2 separate regions of the Homo sapiens genome follow, and region 2 is linked to region 1. The links are chromatin loops, found by intact Hi-C in ENCODE. Cell type or tissue: gastrocnemius medialis. All regions are shown on one strand. Links, peaks and the distances in the headings refer to the core of each region. The heading gives the core; the rest is flanking DNA. Region 1 has its middle 65 kb from the start of RPS6KA2. Region 2 overlaps RPS6KA2 (ribosomal protein S6 kinase A2).

Region 1 (15,542 bases), core at 3,304-11,303:
GTTTTCTTCCACCCTACCGTCTGCTTGCTCTTGAATTCTCTCCTGGGTGAAGCCAAGACCCTTTGAAGGCTAAGCCCCAATTTGAGGCTCACCTGTCCTGCATCACCAGGAAGACCAGAGACCAAAGGTGGGGTCTCACCGGGTGCAGTCATCCTCAAGCCTTCACCCTGCTCTCTGCCCTCCTCTGCTCTGCCCCAGAGGCCCCAGGAATCCGGCAGATGCCGTTGGATGTATCCACAGTGCAGCTCCATCCCCGAAAGCCTCACCTCCAGCCTACATCGCTTTTACCTCCCAACTTGAACATTTATCACCCTTCCCCCTGAACAACTTGATTTGTTTTCTAAGAAAAATTCTGAACCTACTTTTTAATAATTAAATGCCCTTTCTCCTTCTTTCCAATTTATAATAAGAGAATGTCTTACAAATCTGAAAAGCAACAAGAAACATTGTGCCAGAGGAGGAGCTAAAAGAGGCTATCCTTACTTGAGAGAGCGTGGTACTGGGAGCCACACTGCAGGGAGGCCCTTGCAGGAAGAGGGAGATGTCACTGCGGGATGGTAGCTCCAGAGCCCTGCAAGGGCCAACCGGCTTCCATGGAAGCACCCCAACCTCGAAGTCCCCATCCAGTGGGCGGAGCTCAGCACTACAAGGAAGCTCAGACATGACCCTGATGGAGTATGGGTGGGTGTGCAGGCTGCGGGGACAGAGGCCGAGGAAAGCTCAGGCAGGACCCTGATGGAGTGTGGAGTGTGTATGCAGGCTGGGAGGACAGAGGCCGAGGAAAGCTCAGGCAGGACCCTGATGGAGTGTGGGGTGTGTGTGCAGGCTGGAAGGACAGAGGCCGAGGAAAGCTCAGGCAGGACCCTGATGGAGTGTGGGGTGTGTGTGCAGGCTGGGAGGACAGAGGCTGAGAAGGGCAATGGTTAAAATGATCTGTTGGCCATTTCTATCACTGTCCATCCCACTTGTCCTCCCTCAGACACTCGGGACAAGAGTCCAAGGATCCCAGACCTCTGACTTTCTTTCTGCCCTAGTTTCATGGAGGTGAACTGATGGATTCATAGCCATGCATCTTTGAGAGTTGTTGGAGTACAGTTTCATTCCCTAGGATTAGGGAAGATCTTGGATTCAAATCCATAGACTCTTCCTGAGCTCCCACTGCATCCCAGCTTTTGAAAGAATTCCTCCCCGTGCACCACCACTCTTCACCCTCACGACAATTCTATGGGCATCACGTTTCTTATGGCAAAGAGCCTTGTAGGACTGAGGTTCAAGCTGGGTTCACACAGCCAGGTACTTGGTGCCCTTTCTCCCACCACATCTCCTACCACCTCCTTGCTGCCTTGCTCCCCGGCTAAGCTGGGTCTGTGCCTCTATCTCCATGGTATCTACATCACTGCTTTTAACTCCTACCATCGAGTGATCCCGCAGACAATGCACCATGGTGATGGACGATGGGCCCATGCCCTAGGAGGGAGGGGGACAGAGGGCGAACGAAGGGGCTGAGACGAAGGAGCTGTGAGGTCTTTACATTCACAGCCTCAGGTCTTAGGGCTAATGAGAACGAATGACTGGGATAAGCCAGGTGCCTTTCCAGACACCTACGGAAGGATCGAGAATCTTATTTGGCAGTGACACCAGTTCTACCCCACAGAGATGGGAAGAGATCAGGACAGCATTGACCTAAGGGCCATCCTATGCTCATGTAAGGTCGGTCCTGCTGAGTCCTGCCGCCAGGAACAGGAGTCAGGGTGCATATCGGGCACCAGGCATGAGGATTTGTCACTGGGAACAAGGATGTGTGGAGACCGTGCAAAGCAACCCGACCTCTCCTACTGTGGGACCCTCTGGCCCAGGGTTATCTCCATGTCACCTGGTGGGCTCCTGAGCAACTTTTCTGCTTTTTTGTATGCAGGGAGGTGAAATGACCCAGAACAAGCCCTGAAATCCAAGCAGGTTGGTGTGAACTTCTGAAACCTCTGATGCCAAACCAGCACCTCCCAGATACTCTGGAGCCAGCACACATGCTCTGCACCCAAGGCCATGTGGCTTCTGCTGACAGGCCCCAGCCCATCAGTGCATCTGATCCTGCAGCCCATGTGGCTTAGCTTTCCTTCTCTCTCTGCCCCGAATTCTCCACCCCTCACTGGCTCACTTCTGCTCATGCTTCAGCCTCCTGGCTTCCTCTGGGAAGCTGCCTTGCTCCCCGGCTGAGCTGGGTCCATGCCTGTATCTCCATGGTACCTATGTCACTGCTTTTAACTGTGCTATGTTTTGAGGACCTGTTCAGGAGCTGTTTCCTGCACCAAGCCGAGAGCACTCACAGCAGCACCCATGGTAGGAGCTCTGTGCATACCTGGTGGATTAACATGTGCCAATTACAGTGTGGCCACAAATCCAGGACAGCACCACCACTTCCTTCACCCGAGGTTTGAAGGAGAAAGAACAGGGGTGAGGGGAGAATAGGATCGAGTACAAGTCCGGAGGGACTGACTGGGTGCAGGGCAGAGGGCAGCTCTGTCTGCGCCCATTCTCCATGCTATTGAGATAGCCATATGAAGACACAAGCCAACCAAGGCATCTGCCCTGCCTTCACGGACACCTGCGACTCTGCCTGGGCCGTGGAGATCCAGACACAGACAGCAATGCCCCAGCAACTGCCTCCACGGTCTCTGTGGGGAGTAGCAGCATTGTGATCATTGCAACAGCAGCCACCGCGGGCAGAGTTCCTCCTGCGTGCCAGGAGCCATGGCAGGTGCGATACCTGCCTCGCTTCGTTGACCCTGACAAGGTCACAGGGCAGGGGATCATTAGACCCAAATTTCAAATGAGGAACACACAGCTGTAGTCTGCACTGGACACGCACATGCCTTGATAGCACAAGGCACCATTACTGAGTGTCCATGGTGCTGTGTATATATTCACTATTGAAAGAACAACAGTGGCACCTCCCTGCCTGTGAGCGTGGCCTTGTTGCTGTTCTAGTGGGGGCAGGGGGACACCAGTAGAGGCCAGCGGGGTTTTTCACCCAGAAGCTAAAGAAAAGGAAGAGGTGGTTTGGAGGGAAAATTGTTGACTGAAGAATTCAACTATTGGGAGCCAGCTGACTCCACTCTATTTATTTTTCTATTAAGATGGTTTACTGAATTATTTGAATTGCAGGAATCCAGTCATTTTAATTTGCTCAGATGTGGCTTATTGAACTTTGATTTTCTGTGCTGAAGAGCAAACAGAACGTTCAAACAAATTTAAGTTGGGCACGTTTAAATGAAGCGCAGCATTGCGTCGGCGGCTCTGTGTGGAGCGTTATCAGGATTTGCTCAATGCGTGTGCACAGAGATGCAAAATTGCCTTTACCAGAATCAATCTTGGGTTATGTGTGGTCCAAAGAATGCTTCTAAGCCCCCTGCGGTAGGAGTGAGACCTGGAAGATATGGGCAATGAGACAAAGGCCCCCAGACCACCACTGGGGAGGGGGTTCTATTCACAGGACGGGGGAGCCTGCTTGGGAAGGAGCAGGGACAGAGCTGGGCTGCTCTGCATGACACAGCGGGACAGGGATTGGCTGGGAGGAGATGGAGTGAGTATTCAAAAGGCAGGAGGAGGGAGACAGGGCCGCAGACCTCAGGGTGGGAGGGGTATGTGGGGTTGGGAGGCCCTGACGGGTCTCTGGAAGGCGAAGGAGCTGGCAGGGCTTCCAGGTTCACTGTGGAGCAGCTGGGGTGCTCTTTTGTCTGCTCTGCCTGCCTCCGAGGTCTCTGGGTGTCTCCCTGGCTCACTAAAGCTCGTGTGTGGTGGATCTTTGAGGGGGAACTTGAAAAAGACACAAGCTTTGCCACTGGGACACTGCACAGGGCCCCCGCCAGGGTCCTCAACCTCAATTTCCCACTCGTGTCCCACCTGCCCGGCCCCCTCTGCTCATCCCCGGCCTTGCCAGGGGCACATTTTTACCTCCAGTGCAGCTGCAGAGGGAGCTGGCCACGGGTGGCTGGGTTCACAAGTCAGGACCAAGTGATTAAGCAGGGCCACGTGTGCCCCCTAGCAATGAGCAGAACCGTGGGGTAAAACAAAATCACTGGGTTTGGAGGATGAAAGGGTAAGAAGCAGGTGGCTAGGAGAGGGGCACACAGTGTCACCATGAGGAGGTGACATGATCCCCAGGTAGGGGGCGGGAAGGCGAGAGCGACAGCGTCAGCGTGAGGCTGGCAACAGACAGCGTTGAAACCGCAGTTGTGCTTAGGGGCTAGGACGTGCCTAAGGTTAGCCAAACAACAGAAACCCCGCATGGGGGCAGCCTGGGAGCCCTCTTTCCACACCTTCATGTCCACATGAACCCATGTGGGGCCATCTCCTGTCTCAGTTTCCTCATCTGCAAAATGAGATCGTAATTGTGCTCCTAAAAAATTACAAGGACTAAGTGAATTATTACATGCAACAAAGTTAGAATGCCCTCACCATGCACAGCCTGAATGCAGAGCAAGAGATTTCAGTGGAGTGGAAAGAAATCCACCCTTGCTTCAGGGCTAACTTTAATAGCATCCCCGAAAACAAAGGAAACTCCCTGAGTACAAGGGGAACCTCCTGCCGAAGGCCAGCCCTGAGCAGGTCCTCCCCACTCGCCCAGGTGAGCAGGGCTCTGGCCGCCCTGTGCCTGGAGGCTGCGCCAAAAGCGCTCCCCTACCAAAGCCCTCGCTTTCTCAGTGCCGAGCACCATGTTTCCATGTGGATTTACACCACTTCTTTACCCCTGCAGAGAAGACTGGTTTCCTGTCCCAAAAACAGAACTCGTGTCTGAATTGACACCAAGATGAACTCAAGGCCAGGAGCCCGGGATGAAGGTAGCATCCCAAGGCACTCCTGCAGCGTTAGCAGAACTCTCTGCACACAGGCACCTGCCACGGATATGTGTGCGTGGCTTCCCAACGTGATACAAGGAAAAGAGTAGACATGACCACAGTGGAACAAACAATAAATATTTAATTGAATGAAAAAATAAGTAAGGATCCCGAGGAAAGTGTTGGTTAAACTGAGCATGGCCAGTTCCGATTTTTAGAACCTCCAGGGGATCCTGGAATCTGCTTCTCCCCACTGGATTCGTAGGTGTTGGGCTCTGCTGGCCCTGTGGTCAGAGGTGATACCCCCCAGGCAGGCCAGGGGGACCTAGTGGGACAGGTGTGGGAGACTGAGTGCAGGCATCTCAGACAGCTGTTTGAAGCCTCGGGCATTTTAATAAATGTCCCCCTATTTCATAGGCAAAAGTTTGGTGTCCCTGAACAAAACCATCCAACTGTAGCTGAGTGAAGACAGCACTGGTGGAAGCAGCTCTGTGCCCATGAGGGTTCTGCTCTGCAAGGCTCTGTGCACACACCGAGGACACCAGGACCAGAGAAAGCCACATGAAAGTTTTAATATTCGGCCCTCAGGCCAAGTGGCAGGAAGCAAAGCTGAGGCCCACCCACCTCACCAGGAGGCCTCTGGTCCTGCTGCTGTGGCCAAGGAGTCCACACTGCGTTCCCTCCCCAAGGAGGTGGCAGAGCTGCACGGTCCCGCAATCCCACCGCATGGCTCCGGTCTAGGGATTGGGTGAGGGGCTCTGGGAGCCCTGGAGGTGGCCTGTCAGGGGAAGGACCAAGCTGAGGGGTGGAGGGAGGAGGGTGAAGTGTGAGGCTGCTTTGGGACCACATCACAACCCACCAGTCTGACGTGAGCACCCAGCATTGGGGTGACGGGGTCTTTTCTCCCACAGCTTTTTCACATAAATCCACTGCTCTGGGAGGGGAGTGTCAAGCTGTCCTTACATCCAGAGTGAGTCCTTGAGGGCCACCACTGAGACCTGTTCATTCCACACCATCAGGGCTAAACTGGTCTATTCCTTGACAGAGCATCCTAGCCCCAGAGGCAATACGGAAATACAGACATGTCAGCACAGAAAGGCAACAGGATTCCCATCAAGTGTCTATCACAAGATCAGACAGTCTGAGCCACCTGCGTGGCTAGAATTATGTCTCAAGGTGCCAAACAGCTTTACACAGTTCTCGGGATTCTTCAAAGGGAGAAGAACTCCCTCTATGAGCTCGAAGACACGCGTCGGAACTCCAGGCGTCCTCTGACACCTCGATGCAGCTCCGTGAGCCTTGGTTTTCCTCTCTGTGGATGAGGACACATCCGCTCCCTGGGGGCAGGAGGGGACGGGGGCTCAGCTCTGCAGGTCCACAGTGAGACTCCCTGGGTTGCACTCCTCAAAGTCCCTTCCGCTAGATAAGCCTCAGTTTCCTCAGCTATAAAACGGACGTACACCATCTACTTAGCAAACACTGCCCCTGCACTGTGGCAAGTCTTAGAATTCTCATTTTTTCTCAGGGGAAATCTCTGACCACGGAGACCCTGAACAGGCATGCTGTGGACAGGTGTTTACAGGGCTTACTCTGTGGCATGCCATCTTGATTATAATGTTTTATAAAGGACATTAATTACATGAAAGCATTAAATAAATAATTAATGTGATCATCAACAGTAAACAGCATAATAATCAACAGCACACAGTCCATATAATATATTCTTGATGGTTTTAAACCATAACGAAAATAGAAAATGAAAAACTGTAGGTTCTAGAAGATTCAAGCGTTGCCAACTCATGCCGGGAGACCTGCGCTCTGTCATAATGTTGCTTCTCCTTTTATACCTGACTCTGCCATCTGATTGCCCTGAAAATTACGGCCCCGGGTTCTAGCCTCCACTAAGAGTGCTGCCAGGACTTGACCTCAGGAGTTCCTTGGATTCTTTCCTTCTCTGTTTTCACGGCCCGCATGCCAGGTTAGGCCCTCCTCATCTTATGACTCACTCATGCTATAACAACCTTCAAAACGATTTCCTGCTTTTAATCTCTCTCCACTCCAGTCCAGCCTGAGACCTGCCAGGCTATTCCCAAAATAACTCTTCTCGTGTGTCACTCCCTGCCCCAGGCGCCCGACACCTTCCCCGCCAAGCTCTCTGTTCCCCTGCTCCTGGCTCTCTCTCCTGCACACAAGCGCATCTCACCTCCCGGTTTTCAGGGTACTGTGCTCAGCCCGGGCCTCCCCTGCTGCCCTGTTAGAAGCCCTCCTCCCTCAGAGTCCAGGGAGCTCCGACCCTCTCCGTGATGTGTTCTTAACTTTACTCCACATTTTGACACGACTTACCTGCACCCCACCATTAGTACCATGCGTGCCATGACATATGTGACATTTTCTAAGGCCCCTATCTAAATATTTCATCTTCAAAAGGAGTGGAGGCTCCTTTGGTTTGAGGCAAAAGCATGTTACAAAAGAACAATGCTAACTAGATTGCAGGCATTTATGTAATTATCTATTTATCCATCTTCTATACCCTTACACGGGGAAAGGAAATGAGAAATTGAAATGCCAGCAAAAGAAAACAAAGACCAGAATGAGAGCTCAAGAAGCACGTGAGGCCGGGAGGAAGCCACACAGGCCACAGGCTCCTGGGCAGCTATTCCCCGTGTCCCAGGAGCAGTCACCCATCAGCTGAAATCCTCCCTCCCTCTGGAGTTAGTTACAGGTCAGGGCGTCCTGTGTTGGGGGAAAGAACTGCAGATTCACAAGCGTGCATTAAAATTAAATGACATGGAAGAGGAAGAAGCAGAGAAGTGGACGTGTGGGTTCTCCACCTCCCACAAGTGTCCCCTGTCAAGATTTGTTGTCTTGGGAAGATAAAATAAGGGAAGAACAGAAGAGTAAAAGGGATAAAGTGAGGCGATAGAGAGAAAAGAAAAGTAAGGAAAGAAGTAGTCAGAAAAAAATAAAAGAAGCAAACAGCGCTTATCCTCCTACCTCTGCTCAAGCTATAAACTAAAATCGCCCCCTACTGAATATATGCCCAAGAAGAAGATGCTGTGAGAAAAGTGTTCTGTCGAACCCAGGGACCAGCGTGTGCAGAGATGGACGATGGAAACCCAGCCATGGCAAACTCAAGGACAAGACAGAATAACACTGGACAGAGAGCAGACGCTCTGCTGAGCAGGAAACTTTTGCAAGCCAAAGTTTAAAGATACATAGGAACAAAGTAGAATAAAGTAGAATAAACAAGGACAGAAAACATGAGAAAATTGGATGCTAAAAAAACCTACTCTAAGCTGCATATTAAGTAAAATATTAAGAAATAAGGAAAAAAAAGTTACAAATGTCATCCGTTATTATGCCAAATAATAACTAACTGGCCTGTTTGGCTTCCAGAGCGGATCAGGAACCATCTTAAAAACAAAACCAAACAACACGGCAGGCTCCAAAGTGCTTTTTAACAAGGTAAACAAGGGTACTTACTAACAATATCCCATAGAACTTAGAGAAGGCTTGGCGGAGGAGAGAGAGCATGTCGCCTAAGTTAGAAATGATGACGATTTTGGCCAGGGAGCCACACTGTCTTTCTCTTCAAGCATGGAGCATCTCACTCCTCCACATTTCAGAGAGCAAACCTCCACGGGAGTATGTAAACATTCAGGCTAATTGTCACTCGGGATCATCCGAAACTCAGGAGAGGGCAAGAGGCAGTTGATTGCAGCAAGGATATGACAATGTCACTTTTAGTAACTGACTCAGTCCAACACCTCAGAGTCAAGTGCTTAATATAGGGCTACTCTTTCCGTTGGGTGGCAAGTTTAGCGAAATTGACCACCTGTTCCCTTGCAAGTCTGCCTGTCTCCAGCCTAAATCAGAAGGAGCACCTGGCACCGCAGCTCGCAGGAGGTGCTGCAGCGATTGGATTTTGCCTCCTATCACTGCCTGTGAAATCCAGATGTTCTGGGACCTTCTCCACTCCTGAGAAGGCTGCAGATCAAGCTGCTAAACACGCGGAAGTGATTCTTGTTGTTTTTAATATCCTTAGTTATGTGTCTTTTCTGGAGATTCTATTTTTGTAAGTTTAAAACTCTGGTTTCCTTGCACATCAGCAGGGCCTCTACTAAAGAAATGGAAAAAAGGAGCGTCTCAGCCGTGCACTCAGGGTCCTGCGCCTCCATCGCAAAGCCCCAGGAGGACTCCCTGTTCCATATTTGTGGACTGCTCCAAGTCCACTTAGCCAGGATCTCTCGCCTGGTCTGTGGCCAGGGAGATCGAGGGTACACTCAATTTGTTCATAAAATGTCTCCAGCAGTTTTTTAGAAAGTCTGCACCATTAATATCCCCCTCCCCCGCAATTTAACATGATGTCGTTTGCATCCTTGTGAATACAGTGTGCCACCAATTTGAAACTCTAGCCGTGTCCACTAGGTTTTTGTCCTGGGCTTTCCCAAACAACAGCTTAATTGGAGTCAGCAATTTGAGGGAGAAAGGCCACAAAAATAAAAGTAACTCATAAAAAACAAGTTCCACTCACCAAGCTTAGACACACCCCTTAGGCACAGGTTACTCCTGTGGTTTGCTGGTGAAGGCCAGAACCTCACCTCTTCCTTAGACATCCCTCTGTCCCCTACCTCAAAGAAATTCCTTTCTCCCTTAACGATAGTTCTCGCCATTCTGTTAAATGACAAAATTGATAGAATGTCTCTATTGTGCATTGTGTGACATTGCAGCTCATCAGGAATTTATGAGTCATTTTTGACAAGACGATGGCGAACCTCTTTATGACTGGGGCTCGCTGCCCTTATATCTCCAAAGGGCTGGATGGCCCACATGCTCTCTGCCTCCCACACACGGAGGTTCTTTGCCATGTGGATACCCAGAGACTTGAGAAGGAATTTCACTTGGCAGATCACTTGACCAACACAGGAACCGGCTGCTTTATTTCCTGTTGAAGCACTCACCTGGGCCACAGAGGAGCGGGAGTTGGACGGCCTGGCTGGCACTTCTCCTCCTTTAGGTGAACTTGCTGGGAACATCCCATATTGTTTAGAAGACTCTGTAGTCTCTTTCTGTTCACCCATCTCTCCATTCACGGTCTTCCAATACAATAAAGTCACTACTCCAGTGATTCTTGATTCCTTAACTAAATTGTGGAGAGATTTCTAGTAACGTCCAGGATAAAAAAATGTCTGAAACTGCGAAGAACAAAGCCTGGCCCAGAAGAGTTCGTCTAACACTTTTTGAGGCTCTGACCACCTGGTAACTGGGCAGGGGCACTGCATTCCAAAGTCGCAATTGCAGGATCCAGGAAGCTGATGCGAACCTCTCCCTACATGGTGAGAACCCTTTACCTTCCCGTAGCTTTAAATATCACTCGCATTCTGCTAGAGTGATTCTGTGCCTCTAGTCGAATCTACTGTTGTTGGTGGGAAACATACCACAAAGCATAATTATCTGAATGACCTGAGCCCTTACTGCATCTTTCCACGTTGAGAGAGAAAGAGAGTAATTCATTCATTTAAGAAATATTGATTGAGCATGCTTGCCGTTTCATCATCTAATGTATTTACCATTCCTCCCAGCTGGGTTTTAGATACCAATGTGATCCATATGCTATTTGCTTACATAAGTCTGCTTGTAATATCCATTTATTCAATAAATAGATATTAATCACTTAGGCTATGGGATCAGCTCTGGAAACACAGTGGTGAGGAAGAGAGATGCTATCCTGGCCACCAAGGAGCTAATATTCCGGTGGAGAAAATGTCACTAAGCAAATAACGACATAGACAAATCTATGAATACAGTTGATATGGCTGCTGTGCAGTGAGTTGCTATGCGAATGGACTCAGGAAGACTTGAACCCAGGTTGGAGAGACAGGAACATCCTCTCTGAGAAAAGGTCACTAACTCTGAAACTCAAAAGGTGGGTCCAGATTCTCTAGGCAAAGAGAAGTGTGCAGAGCAGCCCGCTTGAAGAATACCCAATGGCAAAACAAACACAACACAAACAGAACAACCCCCAGGAGCAAACCCGGAGCCAGAGAAAAGCGCAGTGTCATTGAGGAGACCCACAGAGACGTACATGGCCAGAACTGGCCAGAAAATGGGGTAAGCTCTTGTTAACATGTTTAGGTTTTATCCTAAGTGCAGTGAGGGTCTTGCAGGGTTTTAATTAGAAGAATGTATTTTTCTGATTATGTCTGTTAGACTGGGTTCCCAATCCTCAGGCCTCAGACTGGTACAGGTCCATGGCTTGTAGGAACCAGGCCGCACAGCAGGAGGTGAGTAGCAGGCAAGCGAGTGTTACCTCTCTAGCCTGAGCTCTGCCTCCTGTCAGATCAGCAACAGAACTAGATTCTCCTAGGAGCACTGGATTCTCCTAGGAGCACTGGATTCTCCTAGGAGCACTGGATTCTCACAGGAGCACTGGATTCTCACAGGAGCACTGGATTCTCATAGGAGCACTGGATTCTCACAGGAGCACTGGATTCTCATAGGAGCACTGGATTCTCACAGGAGCACTGGATTCTCACAGGAGCACTGGATTCTCATAGGAGCACTAAATTCTCATAGGAGCACTAGATTCTCACAGGAGCACTAGATTCTCATAGGAGCTGGAACCCTACTGTGAACTGCGCATGCGGGAATCCAGGTTGCACACTCCTTATGAGAATCCAATGGCTGATGATCTGAGGTGGAACAGCTTCATCCCCAAACATTTTCCCTCCCTGCACTCCCCCCTCTTCCACGGAAACATTGTCTTCCACGAAACCGGTCCCTGATGTCAAAAAGGTTGGGGACGGCCGTTTTAGGCTGCACAGCAACTGACTCTGATATGGGGAAGAGCCGGAGTGGGATTAGCAGCTCTCCAGGAAACAGCAGGATGTCTCCTGCACTTAGGCTGTGGGGAGAAGCAGCCCCACGTGAGATCTGGGTGGTAGTCTATCAGCTGGGTGCGGACTGAATCAATACGGGGGTGATCAGAAATGAGAGATGGGAGATGCTCATCGGAAACCTGAATAGGTAGATGGAAATGCATCATTTGTATTCAGATGATTTCTCCAAGTTTATCTCTATCCTGGACTTACCTTCTGAGCTTCAGACTAATATCTCCACTCTCTGGTAGAAACCTTTATTCTAATATTCCCCAGGAAACTCAGTGAACATATCCACAGCTCAAATCATTGCCCCTGAACCATCCATTAAAACAGTTCCTCCCCCATTTTTCCTTAACCGAGCAAATGTTTATCAGCTGAAACGGTCCATTTTCTACGTCAACTTGACAGGGCTGCACGGTGCCCAGATACTGGTCAGGGTTATTATGAATGTGTCCGTGAGGGTATTCTGGGAGGAGACGAACATTTAAATTGGTGAATGGAGTCAAGCAGATGCCCTCTCCAATGTGGGTGGGTCTCACCCAATCAGTGAAAGGACAGAACAGAAAAGCCAACTCCCCCACAAGTGAGAGGGACCCCTTCCCGCCTGGCCACCTTGAGCTGGGGCAGCAATCTTTTTCTGCCTTTGGACTCAACCTGAAACACCAGCTCTTCCTGGGTTTTGAGCCTTCCAGCTCTCAAACTATACCATTGGCTCTCCTGGTTTTCAGGCTTTTGGACTCAGACTAGAACTTACACCATGGGCCCTTCTGGGACTTCAGCCTGCCAACTGCACAGATCTTTGGACTTGTCTGCCTCCATAGTTGTACGAACCAATTCCTTACAATAAAATCTGTGTGTGTATATATATGTGTGTGTGTGTGTGTGTGTGTATTTGTATGTGTGTATATGTGTGTGTGTATGGATACAAATATAGATATAGATACATATCCTATCGGTTTTGTTTCTCTGGTGAACCCTAATACACCAGCTACAGAGGAAATAATATTGTCTAGGGAGAAGGTAAAGTTAAAAAAAAGACTCATATAAGCTATAGGATATCCCCACATTGTAAATAAACCATAGTGCAACCCAAGAAATAGAAATGAAAGCGGAAGTTGACCACAAATCAAGTAGGCTGGAACTGTGGCAGAATGTCCCCTGGGCATGCAGCCACCTGGCTGGAGATGGAGACTACATTTCCCAGCTCCATTCTGTCAAGTGTAGCCATGGGGCTAGGTTCAGATCAATGGTATATGAGGGAATCGATGAACTCCCAAGGAATCTCCATAAAGATGAAGCCACTGTCGTAGACTTCTTCCTTTTCTGTTTTCTGAAGGCTGAATATCCAATTTGAAACTGACCCAGTTTAAACTCTGCAAACAAGAACCACACCCTAAAAGATGGTAGAGCGAGAAGATGGAGGGAACCTTGGTTGCTGGATGACCTGGTGGAGCAGAGCTTCCACACCAGCCTGGACTGTTCAGCTGTGGGCCGGATCCCAGAAGGGAGGCTAATATCTCTCCTATTTAAGTCCCAACATTCTGAAATCTCTTTGCTACAGGGTTTGTTTGGCTTGTACTGAACTGAAACAGACATGGAAACACACACACCCGACTAAGCAACATGGATGGATGGCCGTTCCCTCGACTGGAACAGAAGGCATGTCTGCCTGCTCTGCTCACTTCTGTAGCCCCAGAAAATGAGGCAGGATCTGGCACGGGGAGGACTCGGCGGCTGTATGTGGAATGAATGGATATTGGAAGAAATACAGACTGGCAGTAGAAGGATGGTGAAGAAGTGGGGAAAGAGTCGATAGTTAAATCTCTTTACAAGGATTTGCTGTGCAGAGAAGAGAGTGACTGTAAGGACTGGGGTCCGGCTGGGATTCCTGTCTGTGCCGTGCAATGGGCATGTGTGTACATGGGTGACATAGGAAATGCTGGGGCATATTTCCACAAAAATATAAAAAATCCGACAAGAGAAAGGACTGCGACACAAAATAGAGTGTCATAAATTTCCTGGTATGTGTAGCAGGTGAAGTACTTTCTTCATATCACCAGAAGGGAAGAAGAGGATGGGTCGGTATACAGCAAAATCTGTTGGGTCACAGGCAGGAATTTTAGGATGTATCTGAGTGATGACTCTTAAAAAACTTCTGTCTGGTGGGAAGCAAGGTCAACCTCTGGAGAGAATGCTGGCCAGTGGAAGTCAGGCTGAGGTCAATGGAGAAGGTTGAAAACAGTCATTGTGGAGTGAGAGCAAAGTGAGTATAGGGCTATGGTCAGAATAAAGGGAAGTTCTCAAAGGCTGATGAGGTTGGGTACCATGCATTTTTATAGTAACCATCTGCCCAGTGTGTGTCTTTCCCAGCAACTGTCAGGTATTAGACAGACATGGAGAACAGGAAACACTCGACTTCTTCTGGGGCTGTGATTTTCCCCAATGATCAAAATTAAAAGGCTGAAGGGCAACTTCCGTTGAATATTGCAATAGAGTAGTTACTGCCTCTCTGTTGGAGAGGGAAGAAGCTGCTGGCAGGAAGGGCTGGTGGATGAGGTGGCGAACTCGTCAGCGGACGGGAGGTTCTGATAGGACAGGCATCTGCACTGTGGCTTTTTAACCAGCCTGGTTGGAGGACGGAAAATGGAGGCAAGAGAATGTGCTCAATGATTTTGTCAATTAGAAGTGATTAAGTTTCCAGGATGACAAAGTTTAGAATGACGGCTAATTTGGAGTAGAGATAAACATCACTGGAGATGAGGAGGCGAGGAACGAAGAGGTCAGGTGGTCAGATGTGTTTTTCAGGAGGATGTGGAAGATGCCGAGTAGATAGCAGGCATGGTAGTGATGAGGAAGACTGGCATGGATTCCAGCGACCCCTATGAGTGCACCGTAGTAACACAGGTGGAGTAGATGACAACTAAGAGGAGAGGAGAGGCGGCATCATCAGGTTGCATGAGATTTAAAGAAGCAAATGTTTGTCCAGCTAATAGAAAGGCTGTGGTCAGAAAACTACCTGAAGAGGAAGGATGACCTGGCACTCAGGTCTCAGGGGCAAAGAGAGAGCAAATTGCTTCCACTTGAGAGGATCACAAAGGAAGTGGGTTCTCAGGAGCCATCAGATCCTAGTTAAGGAAAGCAAGAAGAATCTTGAGAGAAGAGTCAAAGGTAAAAGGGCATTTTTTTGGATAAAACTACAAAAAAAACTTGCTTTCTGAGAACATTAAGGAAAACACTTTAAATCATTTTCAAAATGTCTAATTGATATGATCTTCAGAAAAACATTATCTAGTCTGTATAGAAATTCATCTTGAAATAAGAATGAGGCAGAGTGATCTTTTTAAAGGGTGATATATACAAGTCTTTAGATCAGTGTAACATGACTGTGATCATCTTACCAACAAAACTCAAAATCAATTCAGAGAGCAGCATGGCCTTGGAGACCACCCACACCCAACACAATTGTACATACTGGGCTTTGCTGTCAAGTTAAGGAGTGAGCAAATGAGTTCGGTATCAAAGGTCATATGTTTTCACAGTCATTCGAATTATATCCCAAAAACTTGTCTTGTATTCTCTATCTTTTGACTTTTTTTTCCAAAGAACTGATTGCACAGTATACAGAAATCCTGCTATATTTTACTACTTTAGGTGGAGTCTAATTTTTTGTTTTTAATTTATCAGTGCTTAAAAATCTTCAAAATAGCTTAGTGAGGCTCATGACAGTGCTGGCCACATGGAAATGTAGCCTTTTGTTGCCTTTAAACACTGTCACACCATCTATGACTGTCCCATTGGTCTGAAGTGTACTGGCAAACTAAGCATC
Region 2 (15,542 bases), core at 3,666-11,665, 120 kb before region 1:
TAGGATGGAAGAGGAAATACCTCCACCGCCAGCCCCAGAATCGGCCCTTGGACATCCTGCTCTCGTAACCAAGAGAAAAGGGGACACTGGATGCCCACCACAGGCCTCAGCTTTCTTGGGGTGACAGGAATCTTTAAGAATTTCATGAAATCTTGGCATTTTCTTCCTGGAAAAACACACACATGCACATCCACATAAAATCTGTCACAGACTGTCTGGAATTCCTGAGACCCATCCACAGAAGCCATGTTAAGAAAGCCTGTTCTCAGAGGACTGCATTAAAAGAAAATTGAATCCAAAATCTATTACTTGGCCAGGCGCGGTGACTCACGCCTATTATCCCAGCACTTTGGGAGGCTTAGGCAGGCGGATCACCTGAGATCAGGAATTCGAGACCAGCCTGGCCAACATGGCAAAACTCTGTCTCTACTAAAGATACAAAAAAAATTAGCCGGTCGTGGTGGCAGGCACCTGTAGTCCCAGCTACTCAGGAGGCTTGAGGCAGGAGAATTGCTTGAACCTGGGAGGCAGAGGTTGCGGAGAGCCGAGATTGCGCCATCGCACTCTAAGCCTGCACAACAAGAGCAAAACTCCATCTCAGAAAAAAAAAAAAAAAAAAAAAAAAAAAAAAAAAAAAAAAAGCAAAATTTTTTACTGGCTACCATGTTTTGGGGCTGAAACACATAAGACTTCGGAGACCCCACTAACCAGGCAGAGCCCTGCCCTGGAGGTGACTGTGCTTGTCCCTGCATAGCTAGTGACCAGCACAGGCCCAAAGCCATCTCTGAATGTATGTGGCATAATTACTGAAACTAGAAAACAAACATGCAAATCACAAGTGCGTTTTGTGCAAATAATGTGATATTTTAAATCAGAAAATCTGGGTATCAATCTAGACTCTGCTTCTTCCTGATTTCATGATTTTGAACAAGTACTTTTTTTTCCTCTTTTACCAAATACTGTAGTTGAAAGTGTATTAAAAATTAAGCTTACATTAATAAACGTATACAAAAGATTATATTCTGGATTTAATAACAAAGAAGGGTATTGGGAAAAAAACAAGTCTGTAAGTAAAAAAATGCAAGTTTACTCTAAGTTAATGGGTACAGACACAAGCATGTCCCGTATAATTATTCCCTTTCCATTGGATTCCTCCCCAAGGACTGGCACAATCTTCAACCCACAGGGGCTGAGACCCCGCAGGGGCCTTGAGACTGGCCCTGGTTTGGCCCATTCTGCTCCTCCCGTCTTCCATGGCGGGTTTTCTTCTGAGCGACCTCTCCACAGGGAGGCACCGAGGGCTGGGCGTCACGTGAGGTTAGCGCTGTTCCTGCCCTGGCCGCTTTCCAAGTGATGTTTACTCCCATTTCATTCGGCTCCCTTGCAGCATCTCAGATGTTTGCATGGTATGTGTCTCTTTCTGTAGAAGAACCTTCTGGGTGGTTTGGGAAAGGCCCTGGCCTGTCATCGGATGCCTCTGCCCTCGCTGGGTCCCTGCTGGGGCCGCCCTGGAAATCTCCAGGCCAGGCATTCTCACCACCCTCTTGCCTTCTCCCTGGACCTGCTCTCATGAGGGGTCTTTCTGGTCACTCCCAGGACTCCTCTATGGGCAGGGGCCACATCGTAGGCTGCTGCACGGACCACAGACAAGGTCACCTTGGGAGCTGTGGACTTCTGTGTCCTTGTGATCCCTCTGGGAACTATACTTACTCTGCACGGTGATTCGGGACAGCAAGGATGGCAGAACACTTCTCAAAGGACACCCCCCTCGGGAATAGGACATCTCCCTGTACTGACTTGGTGCCGATTCCTTGCAAAGCGTCTTCCCCTCGTCCTTCAGGACTGCTGGCCAGCACTGAAACTTACATCCCAATTCTACAGTCCCAGGAGAAAAGCCTCACTCTGTACTTTCAACCCCTGCCATTGCGCTGAGGATCACAAGATTCACAGAAGAGATGTCTTATTTTCACTTTGCAGGTCTTAAAACTCTGAACTAAAGTACTGTCTAGACAATTATCACTTGAAAGAAAGTTCAGCAAGTCACACATATAAATCCAAGGGAGAGGCTGTCCAGTATGAGGGTGACAAAGGGACACGTTCCCACAAAAGAAGCCTACTGAGTACCTGTCACCTCTTGCAGCAACCCCAAGGGTGTAACAGCAACTACGTGGTCTCAGACCCAGGAGCTTCCTGCCATAGCTCCAGACCCTCGGGGAGCAGCACTGAAAAATGGCAGCACCCCGGTATGGAGAAACATGGGCAGTCACCGCCTCCTCAAAGAGAGGCACAAGATGGGTCAGCAATGGGCCCTGGCTCCCCTTCCACTGTCCTGCATGCCCCGAAGCTGTTTCTGACAGCTGCACCCACTCCCCACAGTCAGATGTTAGGGTCACCAATGACAACGCATTGATTTCTGTTTCATGTGTTTCACCTGCAAAAACAAAAACCCTTAAACTTAGGATATAAGAAATTGCCACCAATACTTAAAACTCTTGGACATTTCAGCAAATGAAGTAAGCACAGAAATAGAAATAAGAACTACAAATATAGCTCTAAGGCAGTATGCTTGTATATTCAGCATAAACTAAAATAAATACAGCAGATCTAATAATACAGGGTTTAGATACAAAAAGAAATACACACATAAATTCCATGCTTATAAATCAAAATTAGCATGACAGTGAGTGCCACAGGGAAACCAGACAACATTCAAAGATTTACTCCTAAATATTTAATAGTGAATATTAAAATATTAAAAATAACAACTAAAGGGTATACAGAAAAGCAAAGGGAAACATTACAGAGACACAAAGGTAGATCTGAATAAGTAGACAGGTAGGCTGGGAAGACTGAGTATGTTAATTCTCTTCACTGTAATAGTGTTTAACCCAGTTTAAATCCAAATTTTAAGAGGCCTTTTTAGGAATTTAAAAATGGCAAACTTTTTCTAAACTTTACACGAAATAATAAAGAATAGCATAGGAATTCTGGGAAAATAAAGGCGTGAGAGAGAAGTCGCACTGCCAGATGCTAAACCATGCTGTGAATCTGCACTGTCACAACAGTGCGGTGAGGACGCACCCCAGGACCGATGAGGCCGGCCCCGCATGCCCAGCAGGCCTGGGAGACCGAAGCACTCCACACAGGAAACAGTAAGCGCGGGACCAACCCATAAGGGATACCGGGGAAACTGCCATGAAATTCATCAGGTGAAAAATCGAGTCCTTCTCCAGTTGCCATCAGATACCAAAACATCTTCTATCGGCTTAAGGTTAAACGCTGACACACACAACACAGAGAACTAGAAGAAAGACCAGCAAAGAGGTTGCTGCTTCCCGAACAGCAAAGAACTCACCCTAAAAGCAACAGCAGAAAGACAATGATTTAGCTACACAAAAACGTCTGAACTTTAAAAGCTCGTAAGCAAAATGAAAAAGCCAATGACAAACAGAAAATATTGAGAACCACAAAATAGTGTGTGCTTGGGCGTGTGTGTGCATGAATGCACGCACATGCGCGTTCTAGCACTCCAAAATAAACAGTGGTCAAAGGAATGAAATGCACAGTTACATGGGGGGAAATTTAAAATCCAAGAAATATATTCTTTAAAGTAGTCTCATTAGTAATCAAAGAAATAAAATTAGATAGGTGAGAGACTTTTTTTTTTTTTTGCCTATCTAGTTAATTAAAATGTTGAGAATAAAAATATCTAACATTTGCCACGTTGAGCGTGGTGACGACTTGCTGACAAATGCCAGTGTGAGCGCAGCTTGAACGGCCTCTGGAAAGCAATCTGGTGCATTTGTATCAAAAATCATAATCTTGAAACAACTGACTTCCTTTTTAGAATTTTTGGAAAAAAATCAGAGCCAGGGACAAATACTTCTGTGTAAACGTGCCATGTTGGCATTATTTATAGTGAAGAACAGTGGGGGGAATAAAACCCTTACATCTTCTATATTGTCTTAATAAAGGCAAACAACAGAATATTATATATAAAATAAAATGCATTCATAATATTTAATAACACGAGAACATACACTATAATACTCAGTTTCATTTTAAACACAAAATTCTATGTTCAGAATTTTATTAATTTTATAGCAAAACTCCTACATAGATATAAATTCAAGAAAGAACCAAAATGTCCCCAGATATTAAATATGTGTATCTGAGTGGTGGGATTGATTAGGGATTCTAATTTTCTTTCCAGTTCTCTAATTGGAATATCTGATACAATGTCTTCCATATATTAGCTACCCAATAAATATTGAGAAGAAGAATGAAACGATTTCAAACTTCCAACATAAACATGAACGATTACTAATTCTAAGAAAAGAGTGAAAGCATGTTATAAAACAAACACTAATAAACAGATATTGGTTTAGGAAGGTGGCTGGTGGCCTCTCAGGCTGGCTAAGCCAAGGGATGTTTACTTTTGTCAATTTCTGCAGAAACCACACAAGTGGCTGGTGACGTATTTAGCTCTTTCCTCACAGTAACCCTCCTGAGGACTCTAGGATGATGTTCTCACATAGCTCTCATTGCCGGCTGCTTTCCCTGCCTGTTGCCCTGTGGCAGAGCCCTAGTTATGGGCTTACAGCTCCTCCACGCTCCACTGGTCATATGGCCTGGGGATAGGGGACCAGGGTGGCTGAACCTGGACCAGCAAGGCCCCCTTTCCTCCTGCCTGTGACCCCTCACTGAGGGTCCTTGGGGGACACAAGCAAAGAGGAACATAGCCCACACGGAGCCCGCGTCACTAGCAACGGCACACGTGTCTCTACCCTCATGCAGGGTGTGAGACAGAGCAGCTCCCACGTCCTCTGCTCCCCTTGAATCTGCACGTTCGGGTCTACCCCTGCCTGCTGAAGAAGAAAACAGGGGAAATGCAGGAATGCAGCTCATGAGGTTGGGCCCAGGGAGCCCCTGCGTGGTCAGAGGGAGCGGAGCACAGGAAAGGAAGAGAAAGGAGAGGCTCCTCTGCATGCCCAGCCCCACCCCACACCATGAGGACAGTGTGCCTGGGGTTCCCGGGGTGCCCAGAAGCTCTCGGGAGCCCTCCTTCACTGACAGGAGGGATGGCCCGGTGCAGGGAGGGCAGGAGGGTGAGATCTTTGGTCTGTGGGAAGCCACATCAGATGCAGAAAGTCCATTTCAAAGACAACACTGACCCTGCACAAATCCAGCTCCTCTGCCCTGTCACGAGAAGGGCACTCCATCAGGGCAGGCGCTCACCACCTCTGGTTAGAGCTTCCAGAACCTCGTGTTATGAAGCACATTCAGGGACGGGCAGCACCCTCGTGCAAACTCAGGGAAAACAGAGGGTCCACTGCTGCACCTAGGTTGAAGAGGATGGCAGGGTCTGCAGGGGGATTTTTATCTTTTTCTACGTAAAGGACAGAAGACCCAGCGCACGTGTTCTGATGCAGGAAGACGTACTGCTGTCTATGTAAAGTACAGATCAACAGCAAACCCAGGAATAAATTCCTGCTGAGGAAGGCATCCAGGTGCCTCCCTGCAGAATGTGCCCCTGGGTCAGGCTGCAGCTGACTTTTTACAAAGTGAGCTCGCCACTGCAAAGCCCCATGGGTTTTGTCACACTGACTCTGTGGCTCCGGCCTCACCGGCCTTTGCTGCACTTACTCCCATTGACTGCCAGGGTCGTGACCGTAAACACCGAGGTTCTCTTCCAGAGCCTGGTGGCATAAGCTTGCAGCCTCGAGTCCATTGGCTGCGTGGTGAAACAGTCTGGGAACTTCCCAGTTTTGAAAAAAGTTAGAGATGGAACTTCCCAGTTTTGAAAAAAGTTAGAGAGAACTTTTAAATAGTTAATAGAGCATTCAGAGAGAAGAAAGAGCTCCTCACGCATGTGAAGGTGTGTCAGATGCAGCAAATCCATTTCAAAGGGAACGCCGACCCACAAAGAGCAGCCACGCAGGATCTTTAAAAGGACTCTCAGTCCTAACAGCTCACAATAAACCATCTCTACGCGGTCCACTCAAGACACACTCAGGCCCTGCCGTGGTCATTCTCTCTCTACAGCACACAGAGGGCAATGGCACCACTCCTTGCTCTTATCCTGAGTCCTGGCGTGCTGACCGAGGCCAGGTGCAAGAGGGTTTTTTAATTTTTTAAATTCTTTAAAAAAACATTCTGGATTCAGGAGGTCCATGTGCAGGTTTGTTACGTGGGTCTATTGCATGACGCTGTGGCCTGGGGTATGGGTGGCCCCGTCACCCGGGTACTGAGCACAGTACCCAGTAGGTAGTTTTTAAGTTCACATGCCCCTCCTTCCCTCCTCCCCAGCAGCCCCCAGCGTCTGTTGTTCCCATCTTTATGTCCATGTGTATTCAATGCTGAGCTTCCAGTTTTAAGTGAGAACATGCATTTGGTTTTCTGTCCCTGAATTAATTTGCTTGGGATAATGACCTCCAGCTGCACAGATGTGGCTGCAAAGGACATGATTTCATTCTTTTTATGGCTGTGTAGTATTCTATCACGTATATGTACCACATTTTCTTTGTCCAATCCACCATTAATGAGCACCTAAGTTGATTCCACGTCTGTGCTATTGTGAACGTTGTTGCAGTGAAAATACAAGTGCATGTGTCTTTTTGGTAGAATGATTTATTTTCCTTTGGATATATACCCAGTAATGGAATTGGTGTGGTAGTTCTATTTTAAGTTCTGCAAGAGTATTTTAAATAAAAAGTTATATAAAGATAGGAGTAAGATGGAAACAGGAAACATACAAATGATTGCAGAAAAACCAGGTTAATTCATCAGGTAGCTTGAAAAGCGGGACTTTCTGAAGCAGTAAAATATCTGACTAGGTTCTATATAAATGAAACTTGTATTACCTACAAATAGAGTAGACTTAGTAAGACACCAAGAACCACCAGGAAGAGCTACCAAGGATCTACTTTTGTCAACAGATAAGAATGATTTTAAATGAACAAATCGAGAAAGATGGAACAAATAATTTAAAAATTTCCCTGGTCTGCCCCACTGCTCCCAGATAATTTCAGGTATCTGGCAGAAGAAACTGACTGCCCCAACCATGATAGGCACAGCCACCAACAAAACTAGACATGCAAAACGCCTGGCTCTTTTAACACAGCTTTTGTTTACGAACGCCATACAACTTCTCAGAGCACATTGGAGGAAAGATTTTCAACACATAAAAACTTTGAATAACTACAATGATTCATGTGATTTTTTTGTCTTTGCATTCAAAAGTCAGAAGCATAACACGAGGCTATGTGTGATCCGGGCTCAGGGAGTACGGGGGAGCGCTCAGAAGTGTACGGAGAACTATTTTCAGCGCTGGCTTTTGCTGGAGTCCAGACCTGCCAAATCGAGCACGAGAGGGCACCTTTTGCCAAGATGGAAGCACTATGAAATCCAAGGTTGCTCATTTCCGGTTCATTGTGTTTATCGTGTGAGGCTTTCCAGAAGGGAAAAAAGCCAGCTTCTATTTTAAATGACGATCCACTGATGAGCAGATGGGTTTGGTGTTGCTTTTTGTTTATTCTCTCTACATCTGAAAATATTTCAACATTTTAACTTCACAGAAGTATAATGATTTTTCTTTCCTTTTTTACATGCTTTCATTATTAAACGTTTTACCTCAGGAGAGTTAAGACCTCAGAACAACACCTCCCACTGAGCTGAATGGAAGGACACTAATGGGTCCACTGCCTCTTTATCAATGGGAACCATCTCTCTAAACACAGAATTTCCTCCATGGATTGGTTTGGAAGAATAAAATTTTCAGGTGTAAAGGAGCTCACCAAGATAGCAATCTATTCATTTCACATGAAAAAAAAATTCCAAAGATGAGAATGAATGACTTGAGGTCCCAAATAAAGCAAAATAGGTGATATGGTTTGGTTCTGTGTCCCCACCCAAATCTCATCTTGAATTGTACTCCCATAATTCCCATGTGTTGTAGGAGGGACCTGGTGGGAGATAATTTGAATCATAGAGGTGGTTTCCCCCTTGCTATTCTCGTGATAGTGAGTAAGTCTCAGGAGATGTGATGGGTTTATCAGGGGCTTCTGCCTTTGCTTCTTTCTCATTATCTCTTGCCACCACCATGTAAGAAGTACCTTACACCTCCTGCCATGATTCTGAGGCCTCCCCAGCCATGTGGAACTGTAAGTCCAATTAAACCTCCCTTTCTTCCCAGTCTTGGATATGTCTTTATCAGCAGCATGAAAATGGACTAATACAGTAAATTGGTACCAGTAGAGTAAGGCATTGCTGAAAACATACACGAAAATGTGGAAGTGACTTTGGAACTTGGTAACAGGCAGAGGCTGGAACAGTCTGAAGGGCTCAGAAGAAGACAGGAAAACGTGGGAAAGTTTGGAACTTCCTAGAGACTTGCTGAATGGCTTTGACCAAAATGCTGATAATGACGTAGACAATAAAGTTCAGACTGAGGTGGTCTCAGATGGAGATGAGGAACTTGTTGGGAACTGGAGCAAAGGTGACTCTTACTATGTTTTAGCACAGAGACTGGGCAGCATTTTGCCCCTGCCCTAGAGATTTGTGGAAGTGTGAACTTAAGAGAGATGAGTTCAGGTATCTGGCGGAAGAACTTTCTAAGCAACAAAGCATTCAAGAGGTGACTTGGGTGCTGTTGAAGGCATTCAGTTTTATAAAGGAAGCAAAGCATAAAGGTTCAGAAAATTTGCAGCCTGACAATGTGATAGGAAAGAAAAACCCATTTTCTGAGGGGAAATTCAAGCCGGTTGAGGAAATTTGCATAAGTAATGAGAAGTTGAATGTTAATCCCCGAGACAATGGGGAAAATGTCTCCAGGGCATGTCAGAGGTCTTCATGGCATCCCCTCCCATTGCAGGCCTGGAGGCCTAGGAGAAAATGGTTTCCTGGGCTGGGTCCAGGGTCCCAGAGCTGTGTGCAGCCTAGGGACTTGGTGCCCTGCATCTCAGCCACTCCAGCTGTGACTAAAAGGGGCCAAGGTACAGCTCGGGCTGTTGCTTCAGAGGGTGGAAGCCCTAAGCCTTGGCAGCTTCCATGTGGTGTTGAGCCTGTGAGTGCACAGAAGTCAAGAACTGGGGGTTCTGAAACCACCTAGATTGCAGAAGATGTATGGAAAACGCCTGGATGCCCAGGCAAAAGTTTGCTGCAGGGGCGGGGCCCTCATGGAGAACCTCTGCCAGGGCAGTGCAGAAGGGAAATGTGGGGTTGGAACCCCCACACAGAGTCCTTACTGTGGCACTGCCTGGTGGAGCTGTGAGAAGAAGGCCACCATCCTCCAGACCCCAGAATGGTAGATCCAACGACAGCTTGCACTGTGTGCCTGGAAAAGCCTCAGACACTCAACACCAGCCCATGAAAGCAGCTGAGAAGGAGGCTGTACCCTGCAAAGCCACAGGGGTGGAGCTGCCCAAGACCATGGGAACCCACCTCTTGCATCAGCATGACCCGGAAGTGAGATGTGGAGTCAATGGAGATCATTTTGGAGCTCTAAAGTTTGACTGCCCCACTGGATTTTGGACTTGCATGGGCCCTATAACCCCTTTGTTTTGGCCAATTTCTCCCCTTTGGAACAATAACTGTACCCCCATTGTATCTAGGAAGTAACTAGCTTGCTTTTCATTTTTCAGGCTCATAGATGGAAGGGACTTGCCTTGTCTCAGATGAGACTTTGAACTGTGGACTTTTGGGTTAATGCTGAAATAAGTTAAGACTTTGGGGGACTGCTGTGAAGGCATGATTGGTTTTGAAATGTGAGGACATGAAATTTGGAGGGGCCTGGGCGGAATGATATAGTTTGGTTCTGCATCTCCATCCAAATCTCATCTTGAATTGTACTGCCATAATTCCCTTGTGTTGGGAGAGGGACCTGATGGGAGATAATTTGAATCATGGGGGCAGTTTCCCACATACTGTTCTCATGATAGTGAATATGTCTCAGGAGATCTGATGGGTTTATCAGGGGTTTCCGCTTTTGCTTCTTTCTCATTTTCTCTTGCTGCCACCATATAAGAAATGTTTTTTGCCTCCTGCCATGATTCTGAGGCCTCCCCAGCCATGAGGAACTGTAAGTCCAATTAAACCTCTTTTTCTTCCCAGTCTTGGGGATGTCTTTATCAGGAGCATGAAAACAGACTAATACAACAGGATTGGAACCCAGGTTTCCTGACCCTCAAGATGCTGGGCAACGTGTTCCTTCCCTCAGAAGCCACGTGCCGTAGACTCCTCCATCTGTGCCCTGGACTGGGGGCTGTCCTGCTGCTGCACACCTACATGTACTGTCCTTGAGCTTATAATTGGGTGGCCCTAGGAAGTAGTGGGATAGTAGGAGCAGTTAAGAGGCCTCAATGCTGGAGGTGAACAGGTGGGATTTGGGTCCGGGCATCATTATGTAGGAGCTGGGTGACCAGGGGCAAGCACCTTAGCCCTCCGGCACTTTGCTGTTCACTTTTGCAAAGCAGAGATGAGTGCTTTGGCCTTAGGGCTGTGAAGTTTAACAGTGTTAAATAATGCAGAAGAAAGCAAGCATCCCACAGATACTACTGATGACAATAACACAGCTCTTTCTTTAACAAATGATGGCTTAAAAACTAATCCTGGCCAGCATGCTCCAATCTAGAGAGCGAGGTTTTGTAAACCTGATCCTCAGGTGACAGCAGTGTCTGGACCAGCAGGGCTGCTCACAGGAGTCACCGTGCCAGGATCACTGTGCTGGAGCAGGCCTACTCAATCAGAGTGTCTGGGCTCAGCTCCGAGGTCTTCCACCATGCGCCTCGTGCATTTTCTACACAGAGAAAAGTGTCAATTGGCCCAGGATATTGATGGGATCTGTGCAGAGATATGTGAGGGACAGGAACGTCACAGCTTAGAAACGCAGTTTATGAGATTCTGCATTTAAAACCCACCTTGACTCAACTGCACTCAGAGAGACCAAAAAGCCTCTGCATTCTATATTTCACATTTAGTGAGAAGGCCCAGGTTAGAAGGAAACAGTAAGTCTGATGTCGAGCAGCATGGAAAACGGAGGATCAGTGGATCATGAAAAACAAGCCGGAATGAGAAGGCGTGTCAGTCAAGACAGCCCCGAGCCACCGCCTGGCCGTATCTGCCAAAGGGGTTTGTGATCTTAGACAAGTATCCGTTTATGCTGTTTAGAAAACAATCTATAGTTGTATTCTATTTTCTGCATTCAGCTTTTTTTGAGTGCCATTATGATAAAATGTCATGTTATTATAAAATTTGAAGTTATAATAAAATCCAGGTTGAGATGGGCCCAACAGGTGCGACCTGCATTCTGTACAGAATGCTACAGAATTCTTGGCTGCTCGGGCCCTTCCTGGAGTGGTGCTGGCCTGTCGCCCACAGGCCATCTGGGGAGGAAGAAATGTATGCAAGAATGTCATGCTTCCAGAGGTTTCGGTGGTGGCAATTCTACTGCAATTATTAAAGATACATTGTTACACTGGCTAGTTACAAGTGGGTTATATTTAAACAAAATTTGGAGAAAAATGTTAAATAAAAAATGTTTCCAAGCACAAAATTGTTTTTGGAGAAGATGAACATCCTACGTCACCATGAAACTGGTGTATTCAAGATTCAGGCCATTAGGAAACGCCATGTGTCATGTTACAAGAAGGAAGCAGCCTGTGAAAAGTGTCAACCGCTCCTTTGGCAGAAGAAGACCAGTGTTGTGGTATTTAATGTCGCTAAATTTCACGATTTGACATTTTCTACATTTTCCTTTTTCTAAGATCTAAAGATCACATTATTGAAATTTTATCTCTAAAGAATGGACCTCTTAAATAGTCCTCTTTTATGATTATGCAAATAACTCACATACTGTTTTGAGAAGAAAAAAAAGACAACTAAATAATCTGAGGATAGTTCCTCTGTTATCCCAGCCAAAAAGAATAGGGAATGCATAGTGACAACACCTTCCTAACTGCGACCTTTAGAATCACGGCACTTCATCAAGTTCAGCATTGAACATGCTTAAAGGGCCGTCTTTCTATGACTCAGCCCGGAGGTTCTGGAGTTGTTGCCCCCATCACAGTGGGCTTTGGGCCCCCGGGCCTGCCCCTTGGTTCTAATGATCAGGGAGGTCCTCCCTTATGTGCCCACTGAACTTCCAGTCTCAGGCTGACTCACACAGGACACACTGTGAAAAGCTGGAGAGGAAAGGGCCCAAGTGACACAGTCACCCGATGGCTCTCAGGGACCTGAGGGCCGGCAAAGGTAGAACAGGTGTCCACTAAGCCTGGAGCGTAGCCTCAAACCCACTGTGCCAACACACCCTGACTTCAGCCATAGTCCCGTGCATATCCAAAGGTCTGAAGGAAACTTCAGAGGTGTCCAGTCTTTTGGCTTCCCTGGGCCACCCTGGAAGAAGCAGCATTGTCTTGGGCCACACATAAAATCCGCTAACACTCATGATAGCTGATGAGCTTTAAGAAAAGAAAGGTGAGTGCATAAACCTCATAATGTTTTAAGAAAGTTTACAAATTTGTGTTGGGCGACATTCAAAGCCCCTGGGCCACGGGTTGGACAAGCTTGCTCTGGATTGTACCCAGTCCATGCCTGTCATTGTATGTGATCAAACTAAGCAAAAAGACCTGATTTTCAGTCTACCCCACCCCCAACCCCTGACCCCCTCAGTGGGTCCCCAGTGAGGACGGATGAGACCAGAAGTCCCAATGAGCCCAGTGTGCCTTGTGTCCCTGGGGGAACCAGACCCGATTGGACACGGACTGGATTTTCATGCGTAGGGGGCGGAGGAAAGGGAGGACATTAAATCTTTAAGTGGTTAAAGACACAAAACCCACAGGAATGATTTCTAATGAACAGAAAAAGGGCTGAGGAATTTTTCTTTTCTTTTCTTTTCTTTTTTTGAGACGAAGTCTCATTCTGTTGCCCAGGCTGGAATGCAGTGGCGCAATCTCGGCTCACTGCAACCTCTGCCTCCCAGGTTCAAGCGATTCTCCTGCCTCAGCTTCCCAAGTAGCTGGGACTACAGACACACCACCACGCCCAGCTAATTTTTGTAATTTTTAGTAGATAGGGGTTTTGCCAGGCTGGTCTCGAACTCCTGACCTCAGATGATCTGCCCGCCTCGGCCTCCCAAAGGGCTGGGTTTATAGGCTTGAGCCACTGTGTCTGGCCAGGGCTGAGGAATTTAATATTGCACATACATATTGTCTATGATTCTTTATGTGAAAATCCACTCAAACATCCACTCTGCTTTTGACAGCATCAGCCTTTCTCATGACAAAACCTTCCCCTCAGGGCCTATGCGGAGAATGCCGACAGCACCTGGGCTCCAGCGCCTTCTGGGGCCTAGGCCTCTCTACACCCACCTGGATGCGCAGGTCAAAGTGCTTTGCTTCTCAGGGAGGGAACTGACGCCCCGCTCAGCCCTTCCTTCTCCTACGCTCCACTGTCCTGAGGGACTTGATGTCCAAGTGCTCAGGTGGGTTCGGCATTTTCCACAAACCCAAGGACCAGGCATGGCAGCCTGTTGAGGCCACCGAGAGGCCGGCTTCGAGTATGCGGGGCAGTGGGTGGGTATTTCGCTGTGTCCATTTTCCTTATATTCACTTTCTATTTGAATGACAGAGAATTATACCCAGAAACAGACTAGTTTAGATTTGAAAGCCCTTGGAAATCACCACTTCAAATGAAGACCCACCCTGGGCGAGATGGGGAGGGAACACCCGCTGGGCAGGAGGGCACGGGGAGAGGGCCGGATGGGGTGGAATGCCCACTGGGCAGGTGGGCTGGGCAGGAGGGCACAGGAAGAGGGTGAGATGGGGTGGGACGCCCACTCGGCAGGTGGGCTGGGCAGGAGGGCACGGGGAGAGGGCGGGATGGGGTGGAATGCCCACTGGGCAGGTGGGCTGGGCAGGAGGGCACAGGGAGAGGGTGAGATAGGGTGGGACGCCCACTGGGCAGGTGGGCTGGGCAGGAGGGCACAGGGAGAGGTGAGATGGGGTGGGACGTCCACTGGGCAGGTGGGCTGGGCAGGAGGGCCCAGGGAGAGATGAGATGGGGTGGGACGCCCACTGGGCAGGTGGGCTGGGCAGGAGGGCCCAGGGAGAGGTGAGATGGGGTGGGACGCCCACTGGGCAGGTGGGCTGGGCAGGAGGGCACAGGGAGAGGTGAGATGGGGTGAGATGCCCATGGGCAGGTGGGGTGAGCAGGAGGGCACAGAGAGGGTGAGCACAGTGGCCACTGAAAGCCGCTGAGCCGTCCATGGAGATCTGAACTGTTGAGCTGGCTTCCGGTGGCATGCACTTTTTGAAATAAAGCCTTTTCATTTGACCATGAATGTGTTCAACAAAACCAAACTTCTTGGGAGAGTGAACATGTGTTAAATGACCATATACTAACCCATCACGCTGACTGTTCACAGCTGCTCACCACCATGACCTCATTAGTTGGGCGGAGATGAATATGCAGCCATTTTACGATCACAAATTACATTCCACAACTGAAATGTAGCATGGAGCTCTGAGAGATTTTTCATAAATCACAAGTTTTATAGTATGCAATGAATTTTTATCAAATTCATAACATAGATGCATACATCTTATTTTGGAAAATGAAATGGCATTTATTTTCTCCACAGAAAAAGTGCCAAAAAATGGGCAGTAATAAAATTTCCATTATTCAAGAGGTTAGATATGATTTCCATCTTGACTGAAAAAGCCAGAACGCTTTGAAAGAACTTCTTTTAGGGGTTCTTATGTAAGAATTGCTATTATGCATCCAATGTGCAGAGGAAGAAAAAACAAAACACAAAAAAACCTCTTGAATAATAAAAGCTATGGAATAAAGCAGTATAATAGGTTGGTTTTAAAACTTAAATATTTTTGGTAACTTGATGTGGATAATAATTTGAAGATTTAAGAAAAATAACTCACTATATTTTTTACCTTCCACATTTTCTCCTACTTTAAAATTCACTCACTTTGTCTTGACTTGGTCGTTGACTGCTTTTATTCATAATTCACTTGGGATAAACAGACTTGAAGCATATACACGATAATTATTTCAATATCAATTCTAATAAAGACAAAGCAGTTTGGTAAGTTTTACTCGCATTCGCATACTTTTCAAGGTATCATATTACACATAATTAGATCCTAGAAACAACCAAATTGCTACTTGTGAGCTAAAAGTGCTGAATTCTTGCTTGTTTAGAAAGCACACTGCCTCATCCAAGGCCCTGATGTCCAGCTCACCCTAGGGTCTAGCACTCTGCACCCTGTAGGACTTGCACCAGAGATCACGGCCTTCTTGGGGCAAACCACAGCACTGTCGCTGTGATCTGCGGAAACGGCTCCCTCCACTTTGCCTCCTGTGAGTCTTGGTGATTAAATTGTTGAGCAACTTCAAAGCACAGAGGCGAAAACCAATGGGAAGAAGCAGCTGGTGGTGGAGAGCTTAAGCATCCTGCGCACCTTCTCTGAGCTCTGGCCAGGCCGTGCTGAAACACTGCGGAAGTCATGTCTACACCAGGGTTCCCCACCCAC

What was found. Hi-C counts contacts between places; a loop is a spot of excess contacts. Peaks named below come from ENCODE experiments on the same cell type or tissue, not always from the same donor. Only the 100,000 strongest peaks of a DNase experiment are listed, where the experiment ranks them.
Region 2: a loop joins it to region 1, with 10 times the contacts of the local background. A loop is called at or near these places in 2 of 110 quality-filtered maps.

Annotation. Positions count from the first base shown.
Region 1 is chr6:166,684,475-166,700,016 of GRCh38, forward strand. It overlaps a transcript of RPS6KA2 not described here and the pseudogene IGF2BP3P1. Among named protein-coding and RNA genes, the nearest start is that of RPS6KA2, 65 kb to the left of the region's middle. RefSeq lists enhancers at 5,311-5,979, 9,089-10,288. In gastrocnemius medialis, for the core only: CTCF peaks have their summits at 7,590 and 7,807; DNase peaks (open chromatin) are centred at 6,907, 7,497 and 8,657; H3K4me3 peaks cover 1,847 bases; H3K27ac peaks cover 3,951 bases.
Region 2 is chr6:166,568,021-166,583,562 of GRCh38, forward strand. All of the region lies in intron 1 of RPS6KA2 (ribosomal protein S6 kinase A2), which reads right to left. RAMACL (RNA guanine-7 methyltransferase activating subunit like) reads right to left here. Exons shown (of 1, transcript NM_001395999.1): 1 at 14,989-15,542. Among named protein-coding and RNA genes, the nearest start is that of RAMACL, 11 kb to the right of the region's middle. RefSeq lists enhancers at 4,265-5,154, 11,742-12,242, 12,243-12,743, 12,824-13,644. In gastrocnemius medialis, for the core only: no CTCF peak of the experiment used is centred there; a DNase peak (open chromatin) is centred at 7,341; H3K27ac peaks cover 3,704 bases.